Linked DNA regions of Homo sapiens: region 1 is linked to region 2. A link is an interaction called in ENCODE POLR2A ChIA-PET data of the cell type or tissue named here. Cell type or tissue: MCF 10A. All regions are shown on one strand. Each heading gives the region's core, and the rest is flanking DNA. Links, peaks and the distances in the headings are about the cores only. Region 1 overlaps SMYD2 (SET and MYND domain containing 2). Region 2 overlaps PTPN14 (protein tyrosine phosphatase non-receptor type 14).

The links. ChIA-PET counts read pairs that join two places held together with the same protein. Peaks named below come from ENCODE experiments on the same cell type or tissue, not always from the same donor. Only the 100,000 strongest peaks of a DNase experiment are listed, where the experiment ranks them.
Region 1: POLR2A ChIA-PET joins it to region 2 with 5 read pairs; 2 of 35 experiments call an interaction of 5 or more read pairs at or near these places.

The regions. Positions count from the first base shown.
Region 1 is chr1:214,288,364-214,300,297 of GRCh38, reverse strand. The region is part of intron 1 of SMYD2 (SET and MYND domain containing 2); the gene reads right to left. Among named protein-coding and RNA genes, the nearest start is that of SMYD2, 13 kb to the right of the region's middle. In MCF 10A, for the core only: no CTCF peak of the experiment used is centred there; a DNase peak (open chromatin) is centred at 7,777.
Region 2 is chr1:214,510,413-214,523,360 of GRCh38, reverse strand. The region is part of intron 1 of PTPN14 (protein tyrosine phosphatase non-receptor type 14); the gene reads left to right. Among named protein-coding and RNA genes, the nearest start is that of PTPN14, 35 kb to the left of the region's middle. RefSeq lists a silencer at 8,521-8,815. In MCF 10A, for the core only: no CTCF peak of the experiment used is centred there; no DNase peak of the experiment used is centred there.

The sequences.
Region 1 (11,934 bases), core at 4,890-9,889, 220 kb after region 2:
GAGAGTCCAAGCTGGATCATGTGCTCTAGGAACCTGGTGAGAGAACACCGCACTCCTCACTAAAAACTGAAAAGCTTTGCCTGGCTCTAGGGAAGATTTTACTACATGTATGCTCAGTGAACCAAATACCTGGTTATATGTAAATTTTCTTTTAAAATAATAATTTCAACTTTTATTTTAGATTCAGGTTTGCTGCATAGGGATTTTGCATGATGCTAAGGTTTGGAATATAAATGATACCATCACCCAGGTAGTGAGCATAGTGCCCAATACATAGGTTTTCAGCCCTTGCTCCCTCCCCTCTCTCCTTCCTAGTAATCCCAGGGTCTGATGTTGCCATCTTTACATCCATGAATACCCAATGTTTAGCTCCCACTTCAAAGTGAGAACATGGCTGGGTGTGGTGGCTCACGCCTGTAATCCCAGCACTTTGGGAGGCCGAGGAGGGGAGATCACGAGGTCAGGAGATCAAGACCATCCTGGCTAACACGGTGAAGCCCTGTCTCTACTAAAAACACAAAAAATTAGCTGGGCGTGGTGGCGGGCGCCTGTAGTCTCAGCTACTTGGGAGGCTGAGGCAGGAGAATTACTTGAACTCGGGAGGCAGAGGTTGCAGTGAGCCAGGACAGCGCCACTGCACTCCAGCCTGGGCAACAGAGAGTCTGTCTCAACAACAACAACAAAGAAGTGAGAACATGAGGTATTTGGTTTTCTCTTTCTGCATTTGCTTAGGATAAGGGCCTCCAGCTGCAACTATGTTGCTGCAAAAGACATAATTTCATTCTTTTTTATGACTGCATAGTATTCTATGGTGTATATATATATATATATAATGTTTTCTTTATCCAGTTCACTGTTGATGGGCACATAGGTTGATTCTGTGTCTTTGCTAGTGTGAACAGTGTTGCAATGAACATTTGAGTGCATGTGTCTTTTCAGTAGAACAATTTATTTTCCTTTGGGTATATACCCAGTAAAGGGATTGCTGGGTCGAATGGTAGTTCTGTTTTAAGTCCTTTGAGAAATCTCCAAACTGCTTTCTACAGTGGCTGAACTAATTTATATTCCCACCAACAGTGTATAAGCGTTCCTTTTTCTCCACAGCCTCACCAGCATCTGTTATTTTTTAATTTTTCTGGAGACACGGTCTCAATCTGTTGCCCAGGTTGGAGTGCAGTGGCATGATCATGGCTTGTAATTATGGCTGCAGCCTCAAACTCTTGTGCTCAAGCAATCCTCTCACCTCAGCCTCCCAAGTAGCTGGGACCACAGGGACACACTACCATGTCCGGCTAATTTGCTATTTTGTAGAGATGAGGGCCTCGCTATGTTGCCCAGGCTGGTCTCAAACTCCTAGTCTCAAGTGACCCTCCTGCCTCAGCCTCCCAAAGTGCTGGGATTACAGATGTGAGCCAGTATGCACAGCCACATCTGTTATTTTTTGACTGTTTAATAATAGCCATTTTAACTGATGTGAGATGGTTTCTCATCGTGGTTTTGATGTGGATTTTTCTGATGATTAGTGATGTTGAACATTTTTTCATGTTTATTGGCCACTTGTATGTCTTCTTTGCCCACTTTTTAACGGGGTTACTTGTTTTTTGCTTGTTGAATTAACTTCTTCACAGGTTCTGGATATTAGACCTTTGTCAGATGCACAGTTTGTGAATATTTTCTTCTACTCTGTAGGGTGTCTGTTTGCTCTGTTGATAGTTTCTTTTGCTGTGCAGAAGCTCTTTAGCTTAATTAGGTCCCACTTTCAAGTATTGTTTCAACTGCTTTTGAAGACTTAGTCATAGTCCTTTGCCAAGGCCAATGTCCAGAATGGTATTTCCTAGGTGTTCTAGGATTTTTACAGTTTGAGGTCTTACATTTAAATATTTAATCCATCTTGAGTTAATTTTTGTATAAGGTAAAATGTAAGGGTCCAGTTTCATTCTTCTGCATATGGCTAGCCAGTCATCCCAGCACCATTTATTGAATAGGGAGTCCTTTCCCCATTGCTTATTTCTGTTGACTTTGTCAAAGATTAGATGACTGTAGGTGTGCAGCTTTACTTCTGGGTTCTCTATTCCGTTCTGCTGGTCTATGTCTCTGTTTTGTAACCATACCATGCTGTTTTGGTTACCATAGCCTTACAGTATTATTTGAAGTTGGGTAATGTGATGCCTCTGGCTTTGTTCTTTTTGCTTAGGATTGCTTTGGCTATTTGGGGTCTCTTTTGGTTCCACATGAATTTTAGAAAAGTTTTTTTCTTATTCTGTGAAAAATGACTTTGGTAGTTTGGTAGGAATAGTGTTGAAATCTGTAGATTGCTTTGGGCAGTATGGACATATTAACAATATTGGTTCTTCCAATCCATGAGAATGGAATGTTTTTCCATTTGTTTGTGTCATCTCTAATTTCTTTCAGCAGTGTGAATTTTCTTAACATAGGTCTTCTTGGGCCAGCTTGCCTTCAGAGCAGAGAAGAAAAGCTAACAGTTTTTGATAGCTACTGTTACTGATAGTGAATAACATAAGAATCGCCTTTGATCTATTTTGGTTTAAGCAATTCTAGATGAGGTGGTGGGGTGGAGGCGGGGATGAAGCCCTGTTTAAATTATTCAGATATGTGCTGCAGTTCTTTCCAGAGCTAGCGAGAGATTTAAACTCTTCATAAGTCTCATGGCTGAAATTCAAACTAAAACTTGCTGAGCTGGTACCTGCACTGTGTATGTGCAGTATATGTGCTTGAGAGAGGAGAGAGATCCTATGAGTGTTCGACTATTGCTGACTGAGGAGTTACAGCCAGAGAGAAACTTCATATGGGCTATCCATTTTCGCTGTAGGACTATACAAAGCATTTGGAACAAACTCCGTTCCTACAAAAGACACAGTCGTAAATTTTTCATTTGCAATGTAATCTGATCTGAATTGTTCAGGAAGTCTGGGAAAAGACTGAGCAAAATAAAGAAAACAAAATTTCCTTAAAAAAAAAAAAACCTGAAATAACCCCCAAAGGAATGGAGCGAAAAGAAGTGTAGAGTGAATCACTAATAACCTCTCACAGTGGTTCTCAACCTTGGTTGTCTGGGGCAGGGATCATCAGTTCTCATTCAATTGGTATGTGTTGGGCCCAGGCACTAGGACTTTTAGAAAGCTCCCAGGAGATTCCAGTGTGCTTCTAGAATGCGGAGCCACAGGCCTATGGTAACACATTTGGGTGGAGTGGCTTTTTCGTGTGGAAATTGCTGTATACAGTTGAAGCACTCTGCAAGGCAGATTGTTTAGATTTTTCTGAGATTCTTAAGAATGAATCACAGGATGGATCAGGTTGTTTAACTACCTTGATGATGAACATTTACATAAGAATAAAGTAGCTGACCCTGTCTTTTTCTAACCTAAGATCAAGTATCCTAGAAGCAGGTGCAAGTTTTAAGAAAGAAAACCTCAGCTTTCGTTCTGCTGCTTCTTGATTCCTGTCTCACAATTTAGGATGAATATGATGAGTTACTCTTCCCACTTCCCTCTCTCAAATCCTTTTTTCTTTCTGGTACTTGATGTACTATGTGATCTTGGGCAAGTTACTAGTCCTTTCTGAACCTCAGTTTCCTTCACTGTCAAATAAAGATATCGTTTCCACCTCATAGGTTTGCTATGAAAGTTAAATGAGAAAATGCAAGCAAAACATTTAATACATTGCTTAGAACACTGTAAACGTTCAATAAATGCTGGGTACTACTACACTTTTAATTAGTCTTTGTGCTTTTTTTTTAAAGTGATGTCAACTGTTGAAATACCATCAGCACAGTCTCACTCAGACTCATAGCTAGAGGATCTATGTTTCTAAAGCCTTTGTTTTATGGGCAAATATCTACCCTACTGTGAACAGAAGGGCTCTTTGAACTTAAGAAATAGTTCTATCCACAAAGGAAGAAAAGAAATGTTACAGGAAAATGCAAGTATTTGATTATTACTGACTGGAACAGAACTTAGAAGACACGCTCCTGTCATTTCCTACTGGAGGAGACACACACAGTGATTAATTTCCTTGCTTTTAAAAATCGGAAACCATGAAGATCAACAAGTTAGAAATGTAATTAACAACTCCTGCTAGTTAATGCGTTGCCGCAGGTGCTGTTGGTCTAGATCAAAAGGATTTGATTCTGTAAGCTCCCTACTTTCTGCTACTGAAATGAATGCTTAGTGGGTTTCACCATGAAAGAAAATGATACTGGCATAGAGGGGGTTTGCAATAACAATTACTTTTAACTAATGGTGACAGAAGAAGTGACAAGTATGCTCTGTTGAACAGAGGCAGCCCCAGCCAAATGAAAAAGAGAATGGGAAAAAAGCCCCAGCAGTGCAATATAACTTCACCATAGGTTGAAATAAGACAATCAGAAACAAAGTTAGCCTCCCACCCAGCGAGGGTGGTTATACTAGCAAGGCCTCCAATCTTGTTTAAGAGAAATAAAAATTGGAGGAATTGTGGCAGAACCCTATTATAACCCTGGTCAGGGGACAAGGATAATACTCAGGCTACAGGTTTTTCTGTAATACTGAAAGGTGCTCCATACATCACTTTAATCCACAATGTAACAGTGAACGGGACCCACGTGCAGCGGGGGGCTTCTTCCCAGGGCTGTGCTGAACCTTCGCTCAGCACCAGGCTTTGTTCTGAGGCTTGTTAAAAGTTAGAGCCCGCATCCTCTTGGGGAGGCAGGAAATATTTAGGGCAGTAAGGTAGCAACTAATAGGTTTTCCCAACTATTGGAACCGGAGCTGTAATTTACAAGGAGGAAGCTGGGCTTGGTGGTCAGAGTAATGGCTGACCTAGTTATAAAATAACACAGATTTGTTTTCATGCAGGCTCTGGCCCAGACAAAATTTACCTTTGCCTTAGAAAGCAAAAAAAATTCATGAAGCTTATGAATATAGGAGAGAAATATTTAGCCTGTGAAACAGTGAACATTACATTTCCTTTTCAGCCCCTGGACAACACCTATATCCGAAGCTCCTCTTGTAGGCCCTGCACAATCTCTAACAGTTAAAGCTCGTCCAAAGAATGAATGTACACACTTTTAAAATCTCATGTTTTCCTCTGGAAATGCTCTGTCTTAACTTTTGTGCAAGGTCAGAGTAACACTTCCTTGCTACTTTTATCTTTACTTCTCTAATGCCCTCTGATTGAAAAGTCAAAAGCAAAGAAACAACGAATGCCTTTCTAACTCAGTTCTCTCATAAAGGAACTGACAATAAAATAATATCCACCGCTTCTTCCAGTTAAATGACAGATGTTACTATTAGTACTTTGTAATGAATACCAATATTATTAGATTCCCCTATGCTTGCTGTTGCATAAAACTCACGTGATTAAAAATCAAAGAAAATGACAAAACCAAAGTAATATAAATTTAACTACTTGAAAACTTAAAATACTCCTAACAGTATTCCTCACTTCAACGTTCTGTCCGTAAAACAGAAATAAACCATGGTAAAAATTCCTTTATAGTCTAATGCTAATTGTGAGTTCCCAGAACATGGTCAGGTCTGCTGCAGCAAAACATGTGTTAACTACCTGTCCAGACAGAACTGTTCTGAATCTTACTTACAGGAAAATGTGTGTTTTTTGTTTGTTTGTTTGAGAGAGGGTCTTGCTCTGTCACCTAGGCTGGAGTGCGGTGGCACAATCTTGGATCACTACAACCTCTGCCTCCCGGGTTCAAGAGATTCTCCTGCCTCAGCCTCCAAGCAGCTGGGATTAATTACAGACATGAACCACCACGCCCAGCTAATTTTTGTATTTTTAGTAGAGACGGGGTTTCACCATGTTGGCCAGGCTGGGCTTGAACTCCTGTCCTCAAGCCATCCGCCCGTCTTGGCCTCCCAAAGTGTTGGGAATATAGGCGTAAGCCACCGCGCCTGGCCTGGAAAATGTTATCTTTTTAATTGCCTACAGAAGAATTTTAAGAGTTGAGATTCTCTCATCCCCTCAGTTTTATTTTCCTGCAAACAAAATATAAAAAATTGAATTACCAATTTGTTTAGGCGAATTACCCCGAATTGTGGACTTTACCTTGAAAACTTAAACTGATCGGATACCGTTTGAACAGATTTAGCAGACATTTTTCTTTCAATCCTTATTGATTCCATTTGTATTTCTCTGAACGGAGAACATTTTTAATACTGTAAAACCTTGCACATGAGGCAGTAAGAAGACATGTTAATCTATCATAGCTAAGTAATTTCTATTCAAAAGTGTTATTTGCTAGGTACAAAAGTACTGTGCTACAGCCATACTGGGAAATAATATTTTTGTTAAAAAAAAAAAAATGAGTGGCTGGGCACGGTGGCTCATGCCTGTAATCCCAGCACTTTGGGAGGCCGAGGCAGGCGGATCACCTAAGGTCAGGAGTTCAAAACCAGCCAGACCAACATGGAGAAACCCCGTCACTAGTAAAAATACAAAATTAACTGGGCGTGGTGGCGGGTGCCTGTAATCCTAGCTACTCGGGAGGCGGAGGCAGGAGAAATGCTTGAACCTGGGAGGCGGAGGTTGCAGTGAGCCGAGATCGCGCCATTGCACTCCAGCCTGGGCAACAAGAGCAAAACTCCATCTCAAAAAAAGAGTTATTTGGGGAAATCTGCCCTGCCTACATGAGAGTGGTAAATATAAATATCAGGCAAAATGATTCAGCATCCAAATGGCCCACACGACCTGGAACTGAGAGCAGAAAGCTACCCCTAGGACTGAGCTCTTTGAAGATACAGAAGTTAGGGAAATAGCACTTACTGAGCATGTTGTCTTATTCATCTCTGAAACTCCACAGTGAGAGCACAATGCTTGGAATAGTAGGATGTTCAAAAAATGTAAATATTAAATTATTGTAAAATAAATACAAACAAGTCGATAAATAAAATGAAAGCTGTGTGGGCTGAAGTAGTTAAGAAAAAGCTTTGGACCGGGTGCGGTGGCTCATGCCTATCATCCCAGCACTTTGAGAGGCCAAGGTGGGTAGATCACCTGAGGTCGGGAGTTCGAGACCAGCCTGGCCAACATGGTGAAACCCCATCTCTATGAAAAAATATAAAAATTAGCCAGACGTGGTGGCAAGCGACTGTAATCCCAGCTACTCAGGAGACTGAAGCGGGAGAATCGCTTGGACCTGGGAGGCGGAGGTTGCAATGAGCAGAGATCGTGCTATTGCACTCCAGCCTGGGTGACAGAGAGAGACTCTGTCTCAAACACACACACACACACACACACACACACACACACACACACACACACACACACACACAAACAGAAAAAGATAAAGCTTTGGAAAGAGATGCAATTTGAGCTGGATCTTTCTTGAGTATAAACAAACTGAAGGCTCTAAGGCCTTACCTAGGAAGGAGGCAGAGGATAAGGAAGGAAATATTACAGAGAAAAGTACTCTAGATGACAAATAGACAATAGGAAGAATGAAGAATGACATTCTTCAGCTTTGCAAAGACCACCCAAATTGAACTTGGAGTCTAAGTCAAAATGCAGTGAGGGATAATGCTGGATACGATGGGAGGGGCACTTAGTAGGGAACTTGTCCTGAAGAAAGCAGGGAGTCAATGAAGAGTTCTGAGAGTATTTACAAGGATTCATTTCCAAGAATGAACAGTTGCATATTAAGAGAGGTGATGAGGCCTATGCAAAGGGCCACTAGTAAGATAAGATGCAGAAATGAGACTAATATATTTCGCAAATATTTATTGCAGTAACAGAGGCTAGTCTTCTTGCTAAACGCTGGGGTTACAAAGATGAGTAAGACCTAGTTCATGCATTCAAGGAGCAAGTGTGATAAAGGAAGTTTGTATGAGGTGCTGTGGGAGCAAAGACGAAGGGAACTAATCCAGACTGCAGAAATCAGGACAGATTTCTCAGAACCAAAGGAGTGAGCCAGGCAAAGAGGGACATAGAGAGGAGAATCAGCAAGGTGCATATATGTGTGTGCATGTGTGTATATGTGTGCATTCATTACTATAAACAATTTAGGATGACCAGAGTGAAAATAACACAGCAGAGCAAGCTAGACTCAGATATGGCTCCTGAGGCTTGGCCTGAGGGTGTCCATCAGGAAGCCCCGACTCTACCATGGAGTTCTATCAGGGGCGTCCTCAGATTCACAGACAGAGAAGATCAAGAGAGGTGGGCTTCTCTCTCTCTCTCTCTCTCTCTCTCTCTCTCACCCTAGAAAATATTTAGTAGCTGAGTGCCTTGTAAAGCTGGAACATGTGCAGAAATCAATTAAATATTGGATGAAATAAATAGATTGTTCCTAAATCCCTACTTCCTTGTTAACCTGAATGTTTTAAAGTTAAAAAACAAACAAACAAACAAACAAAAACCCTAAAGGTTTTTTTAGAGTGCTGTTTAAAATATTTACTCAGGTGTATGGGTAGGCCATATTTCATTAACTTCTAAAATATATCTACCCAGAGCTGCTGCTATTTTAACCAACATAGGGATGTTGCCAATTCATTGGACCTAAGTAGTATCTGATCGAAGCTCTCTCTTAGTTTGTGTCAGTCATGAGACAGGGTGTTGTAGTTGTAGGACTGGAAAGATGTGATGTCTTTCCTCATCCATCATAAGGGTCGTGGCCAACACCCCTGGAAGAAAAGACATACTAGCAAGATAAAAACATAACAAATGTATTTAGTCAAAGTTTTTACGTAAAACAAGAGCCTTCAAAATGAGAGCCCAATAACTCAAGAACTCAAGGAAAACTGCCTAGTTTTATGCTGAGGTTCAATGAAGAATGGACAAAAGGGTATGAGCTAATAATGGTAATAGACTGAGGGGCAGGGTAGGTCACAGAGTCTTCGCTTCTGAGGCCCTTCCAACCCCCTTCAGTGGAAAGTGCTCTGTATGCCAAAGGGCCAAACTTCGGGGTATCATTTTCTGAGTCCCAACATGGTTAAACATTCTGGTTAACAGAATGTTCTTCATGACATACCTGGATGACCAGAAGAAAGAAAAAGAACAAATCTTCCTGCCTTTTATACAGCATCTGCTGAAGCCTTACAAAGTTCAAGGAACTGGAGGTAAAATAAAGATGAATAAAAGCTGGAAAATAAGCTCCGTGGTGGTAGGGATTTTTGTTCCTTTTCTTTGGAGTTGTTTTCCAGAACTATAGAACCCACTAAGTGTCCACAAATACAAATGTTTTTGATTGAGTTAAAAAGTAGAATTCCTACCCTTAGGGAGTATACTATTGGCTCATAATTAAATGTGTCTTATTGGTGAGGTTTTAAGAGCATATGAGGCTATCACTGTGAACAGCAACTGTCACTGTACCATGGATTCACGGAATTGACAGAGAAGAGATTTTTCAGGTGGCAAATGAGCAAATGTTTCCTATCCAAACATCACCAGAGTAAGAAAAATCCCCATCTCATCAAAAATATGAGCCAGTACCTACATCCCTGAAGAGTCTTTCTTGGTACTCAGATTAAACAGAACACAGATTTCAACATAACTCCTTCCAAGTGCCAAGACATAAAATCCTTGAGCTTTTTATTTGGCTCTAATAAAAACCTGTATCTTTTTGGACAGCCAGATTATCTTACCACGTCCCTCCCCCAAGATACATTCAGGTCTTCAAGCCCTGTGTGAATTTCACTTCTCTAGGGAGTTGTCCTTGTTTCTCCTCTCCTCCATGGTGACTCCGCGTCCCCTGGGCACCAACACACCCTGAGCATCACAGTGCACTCACTAAGACACAACAGTGTCTTTGTTATTATAGCACGCATTCATTTTTATCTCTAGGGACTATAAACTTGCCAAAGATAAGCACTTATGAATTCTCAGATCCACTTTTTCTATAAAAGCTAACCCAATCCATTTTAATAACATACATACAATATTTCCACTTAGTCATCCGAAACCTTCCACTTCATGTACAAGAGTCGCTAGATTTTATGTTAATAAATTAACACAAGGAGTTCCACGCTATTTTTAAATTTTTGATTGAAAAAGAATCTGAGAGACACAGCTGGATTCTCAGCGAATGTACGGACTAGAAAGATAAGTTGTTTCCTGAACCTTCAAGACTTTTTTGTATTATTTTCCTGCTAAATTGCATATTTCTGTCCTTCAGAGAAGTCTTGAAGAGATCTGATTTCCTTCTGTTCTATTGTGTTGGTGTGAACGCCTTTGCAATTGAATAGGAAGCCGCGGAGGGTGGCAGGAACAAGTCAGCAGAAGTTACACAAAGTGAGGTGTGTGCTTTGTGACTGGTTAGAGCTCTAATGAGGCCAAGGTCATGGGTTCAACCCCTGAAAAGGCAGGTACTTCAGTTAATTCCCTGCCAAAGGACTGCACCCCTAAACTACTGCAGATTTCCTAGAAATCCAAAGAAGTGAAGGTTGGGGATGTGGGTGGGCTAACAATGCAAGTTCCTGAGAGGCAAAGGAGACCTCAAAATGCCCTGCCTCCCTCAAGTGTCAGAACAGGCCACTCATCAGGAGGAAGGGGCCAGTGCAGGGGCCCCTGCCCTGACACAGCCACAGAAAAACGCTGAGTGAGCAGGAGGATCAGAAGAGAGCTCAAGGTCTGAATCTGCCAAGTAAAATCAGGGTGCCTTGTTCTAGGTGTGTCTAGTTCCCTAGTGATCATCAGGACACACATACACATGTATTCAAAGATACGTAACCAAACCCATAGAGGAGCTGTCTGTGAGAAGAGCAGGAAATGAGAGGGAACATTCTGAAAAATCAAATTTGCCTTGCATATACCAGATAAAAGCATGCCTTGAACTCAGAAGTATGATTACCTCAACTACATCTGAGGTCCAAAAAAAGATGTGTGTGGATGGGGGGAGTCAATTTAATTATTCATGACTCCAGGAAGACAAAGCATGCTTTTAATTATTGATTGCTTCCTTCGAGGACAGAAATAAAGTGGCATAAAACAGTAATTATTTCATATTTTTATACTGACAGGGAAAAGAGGAGGGAATATTAACCTAAGTTCAAAGCAGTAAGCCTAAAACACCCAAATACAGTAGAAACTTCCTTTGCAATTCTCTCACTATATCAAATCCTAAAAGAGACAATTTTGCTGTCCTGAATTCTCACCAATTCTGAGTTCTCCCAAAGACCAGGTTCCTGCCAAACTATAGCAGTGAGCCCTGGATCTTCTCAAAGAAATTTAACATATTTTTACAAGAACCTTCTCACAGGTGGTGTGCAACTTGCCTGTTCTACAGGAATACCAACCAGGGGCTGCCTCCTATAGCTGCACCATAAATTCCATTTCCACAACTCAAGAGATTTAACTTCTGCAGAGAGAGATCCTGAAGAATGGATTTGCTTAAGGAAAAAAAAAAAAAAAAGACTATGGGCTGATGCTGCCCTATCACACGGCACAGAAACAAACTCTTTATATGTAGGTATAAAGGCTGAGATGACTAACTCTGGTTTAGTCCTAGCGTAATATTAAAAATATTCCAAGCCTACAAAAGGACCAAAGCCTCATGTTCTTTTTATGTTTTATTACATAATAATTCATACATATAAAAGAATATGTGTAGCTCTTATGCAAATTTCAAAGCATTATAATAAAAACAACATGTTTAAGTCCATATCAGCATAAAATATAGATCTAAGATGGCTGAATCAAACATTTTTTAAAACTTTAAATAATTCTTTAAACAATGCATTCGTTTGTTAAATTGTTGGCCAATTATAAATTCTATTCAATCAAGGAGATATCAGAGACGGATTAAGCCCCCAGTCTCCAGGGAACCACACAGTAGTAATGTAGGGTGAAGTCCCTGGGTGAACCACACAGTAGGTTCAGGCCAAAGGGGGGCACAGGAAGATCACACGAGGAACAGGGAGATTTGGCTCCATCCTTGAAGGTCATGGAGTCCGGCCTTTAAGAGGCACTCAATAAATATTTGACAAA
Region 2 (12,948 bases), core at 3,474-8,473:
TCGTGTATGTGGTCCGTCATTAATTGAGATGTCATGTAGTGCATGACAGATTGCTCTGGGTTCATTCTTGGTTAGGAAGGACTTCCAGTAAGAGGTATATAAGAAAAATGGGATGATATGGGGATATGTGGGGAAGTGGATGTGTTTCTGCGAGAGACTGTGTTGACCTCGGGATGCCAGGTTCAAGGGCACTGCCTCTATAAAGATGGATCTGACCTGTCCTTGTAGATCCTATATTGTGACAATGTAAGGATTGTCCAAGGATGAATAGCACATTAATCTCCCATAACCTTAGGTGCCTCACTAAGTATGATTAAGTCTTAGGAGTGAGAATAATTTTCATTATTTTGGTCTGTAGTCAGCTTCTGATCACCACCACAATTTCAAAAGATCTCGATTTAGTGTTTCCCTGCTTCTGAATAGGCCGAGTGACTGCCTTCTTTCTCCTCAGTCTTATCTTGCCAGCATTTTAAATGTAATTGATATCACCTGCAATTTTATGCCGTCCTAAACAAGGAGTTGCCCACATTAAGTCTTTTAAAACACCATGGCATTTATTTTCACAATTGGTTGTCTTTTGTTTATAAGTAAAGCTTTTACTGCTTGCGGTCTTTACTTTTGCCCTCTGGTGGTCTTCATTTTCACTTTTCTTGTCCTTTATTTAAAACGGCCTTGAATTGGTTAACTGCACTTCTCAGCAACCTCCTCCACTTACCACCATTTGGTGTAGGCTCAATGAATGTTAACTGTTTTTTACGCTGGTTTAAACTGAATATAATTAGGACAGCGAATTTGTTTCAGAACCTGATGGAAAACAGGTATTGCATATATATTTAGTGGTTACGTTCTGCGGGCTTGGATGTTTGTATCCTGCTTGTTCCTTTTCTGAACACAGATAGTTATTTGAGTTGAATTAGCTATTTGTTGACTGGCCATTTTGCAAGTTACTGTTTTTGAAAACAAGATATTAATTTAATCAAAGCTTACTTTGGTAGTGATTGTACCTACTTCCAAACTTGCCGTAGGTTTCCATATTCCATTGAAGCTACTTTTGATCCTTAAGATGCTACATGACTGGTATGAAATCTCTCATAGTTGTGGGGAAAAGATGATATAAGAAGCTTCAGGCTGGACATAGTGGCTCACACCTGTAATCTCAGCACTTTGGGAGGCTGAGGGGGACAGATCACTTGAGGCCAGGAGTTCAAGATCAGCCTGGCCGACATGGCGAAACTGTCTCTACTAAAAATACAAAAACTAGCCGGGTGTGACGGTGCACACCTCTAATTCCAGCTACTAGGGAGGCTGAGGCAGGAGAACTGCTTGAACCTGGGAAGTGGAGGTTGCAGTGAGCCGAGATCGTGCCACTGCATTCCAGCCTGGGCAACAGAGCAAGACTCCATCTCAAAAAAAAAAAAAAAAAAGCTTCAGATTTATATTTTGTTGAAGATTAAGTAAAAAAAAAAACAACAAAAATCTTATGAAACATGGTTTTAGGTACCTTCTGACAAACAACTGGGGGATGTGCTGCATCAGTTCTGCCCATACTTTTCCTAACTGCGTATTTTCCTACCTTTAGTTGTTTTTCTTATTGAAGTCTTCTAGTTCTTTTGTTCGTGTGTGTGTGTGTGTGTGGGTGTGCTTTGAGATGGAGCTTCGCTCTTGTTGCCCAAGCTGGAATGCAGTGGCGCTATCTCGGCTCACTGCAACCTCCGCCTCCCTGGTTCAGGCGGTTCTCCTGTCTCAGCCTCCTGAGTAGCTGGGATTACAGGCACACGCCACCACGCCCACCTAATTTTTTGTATTTTTTAGTAGAAATGGGGTTTCACCATGTTAGCCAGGCTGGTTTCAAACTCCTGACCTCAGGTGATCCACCCATTTTGGTCTCCCAAAGTGCTGGGATTATAGGCGTGAGCCACCACGCCTGGCCGTTCTTTCTTGTTTCTGTTTATACTGTCACATTTAGTATTTATACATCTTTTTCTCTCAAGGAAGGCATCTGCCGTTTTAATTGGATGATTATATCAGAGGGCTCTTTTCTATATCTTAGCTAGAGCAGGTATCTGAGAAGTCCTTTTTGCCATTAACTAAGGGGCCGTCAAGTACTTTGTGAAAACAGCATACTCGTGTATGCATTTATATGAGAAATATTTTTATAAAGCGATTAACATGCCATGTGGGCCATGGATCTCTCACTGATTCATGTGTTTTCAAGAAAACATGTTTTTATTTTTTAAATTGCATTGAGCTTCCTTTAAAAAAACTGTTATTTCTCCAAAGATAAATTTCATTTTCTACTTAGGAAAACAGATGACTCTTTTTCCCTCAAATGCCTTCTGTGAAATGACATGTGGAGCTGTTAGGCATTGTGAATCTGTTTTATTTACCCCAGTGTTACAGAAAGACGGAAGGCAATTTTAGCTTCTTTAAAGAGACACTGGCCTGGGGTAAATAACAATTTAGTCCAGGTGGGTAGAAAAGAATGCTTATGACATTCTTTTCATCAGCTCCATGTGTAACCTCCAAGCAGGAGGTCAGGCAGTAAAACATTTGAGTGAACTGGTGAAATGTTTTGTATTTATTTACAAGGCACTTAAACACAAGACTGATCCCAATAAACTCAACAAGTCAGAGTGATGGAGGAAAGTATATGGTGCATGCAGAACAGTAAAAGCGGGGACTGGAGGGGGGCCTGTAGATTGCATTTAGCCTGCTCCTCTCTTCCTACCGTGGAGAGATGACCATCAGTGCAGTGGTTATGGGTGAGTTTCATGAGGAAGGTAATGAGCCCCTTTCTGTTCCCACCTGCTGCTGAACTACTTGACATTTTCTTTTAGATTCCAGGCATCCTGAAGTATTTAAATTCTGTTTTGCTGAAAATTCTTCATTCTTTTTGTGTAACTTTCTTGAATCAAAACTTCTGTTCCACCATTCTTAGTGTTGTATCTGTTATGCTGGAGTTGATGACTTGATTCCATTGCTTACCACAGTCTAATTTAAAACAAAAGCATTCTAAAACCTTCTCAGTTTCGTCATTTTTATTGTTACTATATATTTATTGGTTTAGATGTAGTTTGTAGAGAATCAAAAGAAAAGAGGACAGTTTCTTTGGATAAGACGTTCATAACCTTTTCTCCTCAAGAAAGCCTGCCACATAGTAAGCTCTGGGGTCAGTAAGTCATTGCCGGCTTAGCTGTTGTTCATTTTCTCATTGCATCTCTACCAAATGATGGGCAGACAGACTGATTCATACCTGACTGTTCTGCATATATTCTGCATATATATATATATATATTTTTTTTTTTTTTTTTTTGAGACAGGGTTTTTTTCTGTCACTCAGGCTGGAGTGCAGTGGCATGATCATAGCTTACTGTGGCCTCGAACCCCGCGGGCTCAAGGGATCCTCCCACCTCACCCTCCCAAGTAGCTGGTACTATAGGCGCTAGCCACCATGCCCAGCTAATTTTTTATTTTTTGTAGAGACAGAACTTTCTTTGTTGCCCAGGTGGTTTTGAACTCCTGGGCTAAAGCCGTCCGCCCCCCTTGGCCTCCCAAAGTGCTAGGATGACAAGCGTGAGCCACGACACCCAGCCTGCTTGCTTATATTTTGAATAAAAGATTTCATGGGGCGGGAGGGTTAAAACTCTTTGTGAATATTAATAATCCAGATTAATTTGAAAGAACTTTCATGTAATATGCTACTCAAAAAACAGTATATGCAAGCGATTATCTCTATCACCTAGCAGAAGGCTAGGCAGGATTGGTTTAACAAGTAAATAAGAATAATTTAGTGTTAGCCTGCTATACAAATAAGAGTGCTTTAGTATCTGAAACTGTCCCTGGAATGTATCAATGTATATTAGGAAGTTACTTCAGTATATTATGGACCAGCAGGCATTATTGAGAACTCACTGTGTTGCAAGTTTGGGGCAGTAACTCTGAAAATAAATAAGGTGCTTCTAGTTGGAGATGGGGGTGGGGGAACAGACTCAATCAGATCATTTTTGGAGTGGTGAGGGCTTTGATACAGGAATGCAATGCTGTATAAAGGTGCTTCCCTCTTGATTGTTGAGTTTTGTTTTGTTTTGTTTTTTGAGACAGTCTTGCTCTGTCACCCAGGCTGGAGTGCGGTGTCATGATCTCAGCTCACTGCAACCTCCATCTCCCAGGTTCAAGCAATTCTCCTCCCTCAGCCTCCCAAGTAGCTGGGATTACAGGTGCCCACCACCATGCCTGGCTGATTTTTGTATTTTTAGTGGAGGTGGGGTTTCACCATGTTGGCCAGGCTGGTCTTGAACTCCTGACCTCAGGTGATCTGCTTGCCTTGGACTCCCAAAGTGCTAGGATTACAGGCATGAGCTGCTGTGCCTGGCCTGTTTCGTTTTGTTCTTTTTAATTAAAGGCAATGATCAAATTATCTAGGAAATTAGTTTAAAGCCAACATACCTAAAATATAAAACAGAACACAAGGCAGATATTCTTAGGACATTTTCCTCAAACTAACATTTATTTATCTTGCTGCCTGAACATAAAGACTTTTTTTTGGGTAGCGTAGTTACTTAATTTTACCTCTTTTTTTGTTTCAGTTTAGCTGAATATAACTTTATCTAAAATAAAGTGAATAGCTGTTGTATTTAGAAGTAGCACAAATAATAGGGTAACTGTACCCCTTCCTTGTTCTGTCCCACTTGCACCCAGCCAACCCATCTGCCCAGTGGGATTTTAAATGGTTTCAGTCCTTGGGCTCAAGAGAACCCAGAGGAAGTTCATTTTTGAAGTCTCATCCTCTCTGTATGAATAAATTCCTTGGTCATTATCTACTGTTTTTCATTCTTTGTGAAATAGATCATCTACCACAGTGGATAATAGAGGATAATACTATTCAAGACAAAAGCCTATATTTGGAATAGTTTATGTAATGTAACATATTTAATATGCTTAATGACCTTAATGAAATGAAGATGTGAAAAATAAACTATTGTCATTCTGGGGATATCATTTATCAGATTCTAAAAGGGCTGTTTCTGAATCTGGTTAGGGAGTTTCTTTTATTAGTAGTGGCGAATAGAGAGTAGTGGTTTGGATATATTGGTGTCATATTTTAGTTGGGTAGAAATATCTCTGACATTTTTACATGATGTGTTTTCCCATCTTCTCCAAAACAATAATTTCATCCTCGGGAAGAGAAATTCATCCCATCCATGGTGGATTTTCGGATACAGTACCCAGTTCAATCTTTTGACAAACATTTATTGTTTACCATGTGCTAGGTGAAATAAATATGGTAGCTCAGGGGTTATGAAAAGATACCAACGCATTGTTCCTTCTGGGGAGGATTTTATAAGTTTTTTATATTTTAAGTACCTTCTTTAGAGGTCTTTATATTATAAGCTTTCTATATTTTATTTTATTTTTAGAGATTGAGTCTCTCTCTGTCACCCAGGCTGGAGTGCAGTGGCACAATCTTGGCTCACTGCAACCCTTGCCTCCCAGGCTCAAGTGATACTCCCACCTTAGCCTCTAGAGTAGCTGGGATTACAGGCATGTGCCACGACTCCTGGATAATTTTTGTATTTTTTATAGAGACACAGTTTCGCTATGTTGGCCAGGCTGGTCTCAAACTCCTGAGCTCAAGCAATCCACCTGCCTCAGATCATGGATATAAAGCTTTGTATAGTCTAGAGGGACTAGGGAAGGGTCCCTTTCCCTCCCTACTCCTCCTGCCTCCTGTTATATTTTTCTTTCCATGTCATCTCAGAAGAAAGGTAAGTTTCACTTTGCTGATGTGTTCCTGCATATTTTCATTTATGGCCTCTGGCTAGTGCTATGATTAGATTTTTGGGTATTTCTTACTTTATGTTTTTTTTTTTTTTAATATTATGCTCATTAAATTTGGTGAGTTGACCTAGCAGTACCATCTCAAGCTTCTTTAGATTCAATGTGCACTTTGTCTTGAGTTAATCTTAACCTTGGTGGTTAGTGTGCCAAGGAGACATACTTGAAGGCTTTTCCCTTCTCCATTTAGGATCCTTAAGTTTTGATGCAGTAATTATTTCAGAAAGGAAGACATATCATGCATTTTGTCATACATACATAAAGTTTGTTTATGTGGAAATTTTATAGTACACTGACCATGCCTTCACAGAAATGGAGGTGACCATGTCCTTGAGGCAGAAGGAGGTAGCTGTGCAGGGCTGGCAGTTGCCCTGTAAAAGATGTGGACACGACATTGTAAAGGCTTAGAGGTAGGACCGATTACATTTGCCTGGATGACAGGTGACAGCCTTAGGAGCGGAGGAGATAGCTGGGCCTGGAAGGTTGGATAGGACATATTTGGTGGGAAGATGAGAAAGAATTTCTCCAGGAGGAAAGAGGGAACATGAACTGTGAGAGAGGAGAGCAGGTGCCTTAAAGTTCAAGGCATAGTCCAGAAGCCAGGAGGAGTATGCCTGGTGCGTAGCGTAGGTGGAGTGGGGTGGGGTGGGGAACAGGAATTGCTATCAAGTGGGGATATGATAGTAGCAAAGGAATGTGTGTGCCTTTTCTGTTTGTAAAGATTAGAATTTCCCTAGGTGGAACACTTAGCACCTGCCTGCCTCTCTGAGTTTTTTTTTAATATCAAAATTAATTCAGTGTTTTCAAACAAACATTGCCTTTCTATTTCCTTTGAATCTATACCCAAGGAAAATAAATATTTACAGTCCTGGTAATACTATGTATTGCTGCGGTAAGCTGTTAGTAGTAGGTAACTTCAAACAAACTTTACCAACCACATTTTGTGTTTGTTTTGCTCTGGTGCTAATCTGGCAAGAATGATGTCCAGCAGGAAAGTCAACATATCTTAATAAACTGTCTGCTTTTATAGGAATGCTAGCTTTCTGGCAGATGTCATATCAGCCCAGCATATGCTGCACAGTGATGACTCTTTTAAATATATTTCAGTGGGAACAGCAATGTCTCTCACTGGTCACTGCCATCCTTGCAAAGGATACTCTGAAGGGCTGTGAATTACTTTTCAATTCATATATGGTACCTTGGCCTCTTGCATTGTTGGCACTGAAAACAAAACCAAAACACACAAGGCATCATAGAGAAATTATTCCTACCCCTTCAATAGTGTGGCTTCAACTGTGAAAAAAGGAAGGGTGAAGACACTGTAGAAGCAAAAATTTGTTTTATTTTAATATTGGGCTCATCAGCTATGCAGGTGCCAATACAGAGAAATTTTCTTGAGAACCTGGCAGTGGCAGGGTTAATCTAGCTCCTCTGGGGTGAGGTGGAGGTGTACTTCCTGCTTTTATGTTATCGAAAGAGGAGTGCAGGAAATTATACCTAGGTATTAAGAGCTTTGAAAAGTTGAGTACAAAGCTCTTTATCAGATATAGCAGGCCTAACTGAGAATATCAGCCCAATTGCAGTTTTTCCAGGAAAATTGTACTTTGCCAAAGGTAACTTTTCCAGGGTCAGTGAAATAGCAAGATATTTCTCAAGAGAAGGAAGTAGAAAGGAAAATCCCTTTTATGGGATTAAAAATTCAGTAAGTATCCTGAACTCAGTTTTTTTTTTCTTTTCTTCACATTTGAGAATCATTTGTTTTTATGCTAGCAATAGAGAATGCTAAGACGAAATTCAGAAAACAATTCCTGTTGCAATAGCACTAAAAATGTTGAAATATTTAGAAACAAATTTCTCTAAGGAGGCACACTGAAAAACCACAAAACGTCAATGACAGAAATATCAGATTTAAATAAATGAAAAGATATTCCCTACTTATGAATTGGAAGCTGTTATTAACATGATAGCACTACACAAAGCAATATATAGATTCAGTGCAATCTTTACTAAAACCCTACTGGCTTATTTTTTTTTCTTAAATAGAGAAGCTGATCCTAAAATATATATAGAATTACAATATACCCTTAGTAGTCAAACAGTCTTGGAAAAAAATAGGAAGACTCACATTTTCTAATTTCAAAACTCACTACAAATCTCCAATAAACAAAAGAGTGTGGTGCTGGCAGGAAGATAGACATATTATCGTTAAAAAAAAAATAAGTGCCTAGTGGATAGTGGATACTTTTACATCTAAGAGTATTTTTTCTCCCAAATGCTGAACTCAGTTTTTAAAAACTCCATTAACTAATGTGTAAATTTTTCATTGTCTTTAATCACTGAAATAAGGCTTTTTTCTACTTACGGAGGGATTTCTCTCCTGATTTATTGATAGTTGACTGGTCAAAAGGCATGGAAAAGCTGCCATTCCCTGGGCTCTGTTGCCATTTGATTTATTTAGAAGATGTAATAGGAGGAAGAATTTCTGTTCTTGCTGTTAGTCCTGCTCGGTCACGGCAGTGGATGATGGAGAGAGATGGATGCTTGTTTATTGTCGGCTACAGGAGGGGAGCTGCCAGGCGACCGAACAAAGTTCTGCTTAGTATGTGACTTGTACCGATGCCTCCAGTGCCTGCTCTGGTCCACATGCTGGGTTTAGGGGCTCTCAGATTCTCTGCTTTGTTCAATTCTCTCAACAGTTCTTATTTCCCTTCTAAAGAGGAAGGACTGGAGGGCACACTGCAAGTCTCTTTTGCAGCCTTAAATGTGTGGTGTTGCACAAAGTGGTTTGAGCTGGGGTCATGGGGTGAAGGCTTGTTTGGATGATGGAGGAGTTGGCACACATCCTCAGTATTATTTTCAGTAGTATGGGGACTGCCTGAGTCAGCCCCGCCCGCCTGCCCGGGAGCACATTAAAACTCAGGCACCAGCACCATCGAGGGGGGACCCCAGGCTCAGGGAATCAGACTGTCTAGTAGAGAGAGTCTGGGAATCTGTTGGCAATCTGCACCTTTACAAATTCCCTGGTGCCTTTTCAGTTGTAAAACCACTGGTTCATACTTTCCTATCCATAGAGGACTGCTCTAAGTCTATATGGCAAATTTGGAAAATCTTCCCTCAAATGCTGCATCTACGGGATGGTGGGTGAGTGGCCCAGAGCAATTCTTATGCATCAGTAGGACCCATACATGCGGCATGTCTTAAAATCATAGTCGTGGCTTCATGATATCTTTGTAGAGCGTTTGAGGGCTTTCAAGCACTAGGTTTATTGCCTTTTAAAATAGGGTGTTTTATCCTGTTTGAGGACTACCTCAGACTGTTAATTTTGCCCCCTGAGGTTATATGTTGACTCTGCCCGCTGCTCTGGAATTTGTAGCCTGGGAGCATCCAGATGGTAAAAGACCCCCTGGAGTTACTGAGTCAACTTTCAAAATTATCCTGGATTTAAAAAAAGACAAGGAGAGAAAAAAGGAAAATTGAGGGAGGGGGAGGAATGGTACAAGAAGGGGACCTTTCACAATTGGGCAGGCCCTGAAATTCTGTCCCTATTTTAAGTATTTTTCTTGCAATCCTGCTGCTGCTGCTGCTGGTTCTAATGATGGTGATGGTGAACAAGAGTAATAACACAGCAACCAAAAATAATAAAAATATCAGGAATTTAATGAGAATCGACTTTTGCCAAGCACTGTGCTACCCACCTTGCACACATTATCTCATTTAATCTTTATGACAACGCTATGAAATAGATACCATTATTATTGCCCCCATTTTACCGATCGAGAAACCGAGACAGAAAAAATATAGCTCAACTGACACAGCTAGCAGTAGCAGATGTGGGATTCGAACTTTGTGAAATCTGACTTGGAAGCCCAGGCACAAGATGGAATGCAGGTTAAAAATCCAAATGCCTATGGGGCTAGGCAGGAAGAGTAAATGAGTAAAGCACACCCGTAGCACACAGAGAGTGGTGGGACTGTGGCCAAGAAGAGAATGCTTGCCCTGTCAATGAGGGTAGTCAGTTAAGTCCTAGATAATTGTGCCTAGACTGAAATTCAGGCCAGTGCTATCAGATTTTTTTTTTTTGAAGAACTAATGGAAATCAGTATTTTTATGTGAGATATTTTGATGTTTAAATGGTGGCAACATGTTCAAATTTTTAAAGAACACTGAGCCAAACAAACATCAGATTGTAAGCGGGGTCTTAAATCTGTTTTGTTTACTTCCACTTGCACAGCATCTAAAACAGTGCTTGGCACATAGTAGGTACTAAGTACATGCTTGTTGAACAGATGATTGAATGAATATTTGTGGACTGCATTACACTTACAGGCAGCCAGTTTCCAACTTTCCTACTGCTTCCCCCAACTATCTTTTAGGTTTTTCTGCTGCTTCCTATCCCAGACCAGATCATTTTTCATTTTTCAGCTAAGTATATAGACCATGTGTACTTCAAAGGTTACATCCTTCTAGTTTGAATTGGTGTTTGGACCAGGATTCTTGGTGGGGATTTTAAAATTGATTTAAAAACTTATTTTTTGGCTGGGTGCGGTAGCTCATGCCTGTAATCTCAGTATTTTGGGAGGCTGAGGCGGGCAGATCGCATGAGTCTAGGAGTTCAAGACCAGCCTGGCCAACGTGGCAAAAACTTGTCTCTACAAAAAAACACAAAAATTAACCGGGCATGATGATGTGCGCCTGTGGTCCCAGCTACTTGAGAGGTTGAGGTGGGAGGATTGCTTGAGCCTGGAGAGAGAGGTTGCAGTGAGCCAAGATTGCATTACTGCACTCTAGCCTGGGCAACAGAGCGAGATGCTGTCTCAAAAAATAATACGTATTTTTTTAGCATCTAAAAACATTGTAGTGAAAAACACATAAAATTTTTTAAGTGTGCAACTCATTAGTTGTGCTGCAATCTCCAGAAATTTTCATCTTGCAAAACTGAAACTCCACCCATTAAACAACACCTCTCCATTTTCTCCTGCCCTCAGCCCCTGGTAACCCCCATTCTGCTCTGTTTCCATGAACTTGACTACTTTAGATAGTTCATATAAATGGAATCATACAGAATGTGGCTTTTTGTGACTGACTGATTGTGTCAGTTGTACCCAAGGGATTTTAATTTTATTAAATTTCCTAAGAAGAAGGAGCATGCCAAACCCTATAGGGCCACATGGAGAAGCAGCAGGATTGGTTAGGAGGCAGAAGGAGTGAGGGGACAGCCTAGGCCAAACCCTTATTTTGTTTTCCTTAGGAAAGGTGAGGTAGGACAGGGTGAGCAGCTAAGACTGGCAAGTTTGAGTAAATCTGGTAGGCTGTGGGGTACAGCAGTCTGGTGGGTGGCCCTGGGTGGATTTAAGGCAAGATGGAACACTGGCTTTTGATAAAGGAGATGGTTGGGGGTGTGGGCACTGAGTTGGTGAGTTTGCCTGTGGAAGATGTGCTGGGGCAGGGGCCTCAGAATTTACTAGCCCTCTAAGAATTGACTAGCCCTGGGAGATGCAGCCTTTCCCCAGTCAGCAAGGCCACAAATCTAAGACCATCGAGAAGGCAGAAAATAATACAATGTAGTTTATAGCAACTGGCCCTGTGATGGATGCCAAACAGAGAATTATAGAATCTAAAAAAAGACAGAACACTTAATCCACTCAGCATAATATCCTCAAGGTTCATCCATGTTGTAGCATGTATCAGGATTTCCTTCCATTGTATGTATAGACCACAAGTTGTTTATCCAACCATTCATGTGTTGATGGACACTTGGGTTGCTTCCACCTTTTGCCTGCCATGAATAATGCTGCTGTGACATGGGTGTGCAAATATCTCTTCAAGACTCTGTTTTAAATTCTTTTGGGTCTATACTCAGAAAGAGAATCCATAGATCCTAAGGGAATTCTGTTTTTAATTTGTTAAAGGTACTGCTGAACTGTTTTCTGTAGCAGCTGCACCATTCTGTATTCCCACCAACAGTGCACAAGAGTTCCAATTTTTCCCACATCCTCGCCAACACTTGTTATTTTCTTTTCTTTCTATTTTTTTTTTTTTGATAAGGGCCATCCTGTGAGGTGATACCTCATTGTCTCACTGTGGCTTTGATTTCTACTGATGATTAGTGTTGCTAAGCATCTTTCATGTGCTTATTAGTGATGCTTTTGTATTTTACAATTTGGTAGTCTGTGTTTTTAAATTGAGTCACACAATTTAAGTGTGAGTTTTGAAGAGTTATAAAAACGTATTTTTTATTAGTACCTTTTGTAGTACGGGAAAGTCTTCTCAAGGTGATTGCTTTTTTGCACAGAGAGGCAAAAGGTTATCCATTCAGCCTAACTTCAGAAGCTGTTAAAGAATCAGCAACTAGCAGTGGCTTATGCCTTGTAATCCTAGTGACTTGGAAAGCAGGAGGATCACTTGACACCAGGAGTTTGAGATCAGCTTGGGCAACACAGCGAGATGTGGTTTTAAAAATAAAAAAAAAAAACCAAAGACTTAGTTTGGCCTGGTGGCATGTGTGCCTGTAGTCACGGATACTCAGGAGCTGAGGTGGGAGACTTGCTTGAGCCCAGCAGTTCGAGGCTGCAGTGAGTTGTGATTGTGCCACTGCACTTCAGCCTAGGTGACAGAGCAAGACCTCATCTCTTAAAAAAAAAACAAAACAAAAAACAAATTGATAACTATACCTGGGGACTCTGGCCTCTGGCTTTAAGCCAGATCTTGGAGGACAGATCATTCATTCACAGAGGACCTACTGTGTGGTAGCCAAGGCATAGAACTGCCCAGACCAAGTCCAAACATATGGAGATGGTCTCTAGCTATGTGTCCAAAGTAGAGGGATTGCCTTACCTCCTGAGAGCACTTCTCTATGGAAGCTGATTAAACTTTTTGGGGTGAGATTGGGAGGGCAAATCAGGTGAAGGAGAAGTAGAACTGAGTGTGAGTTTTTATTCAGAAAGCTGAACCATCTGATAATGGCAGAGTTTAGTGTATTCAGAAAGGATTGAAAAACTAAAGTGGACCTATAGGAAAAGTAAATAAGTGATCTTTGTATTTCATTGCAATGTCATTACAGGCATACACCATTTTATTGCGTTTCACAGGTATTGCTGTTTTCTTGTATAGATG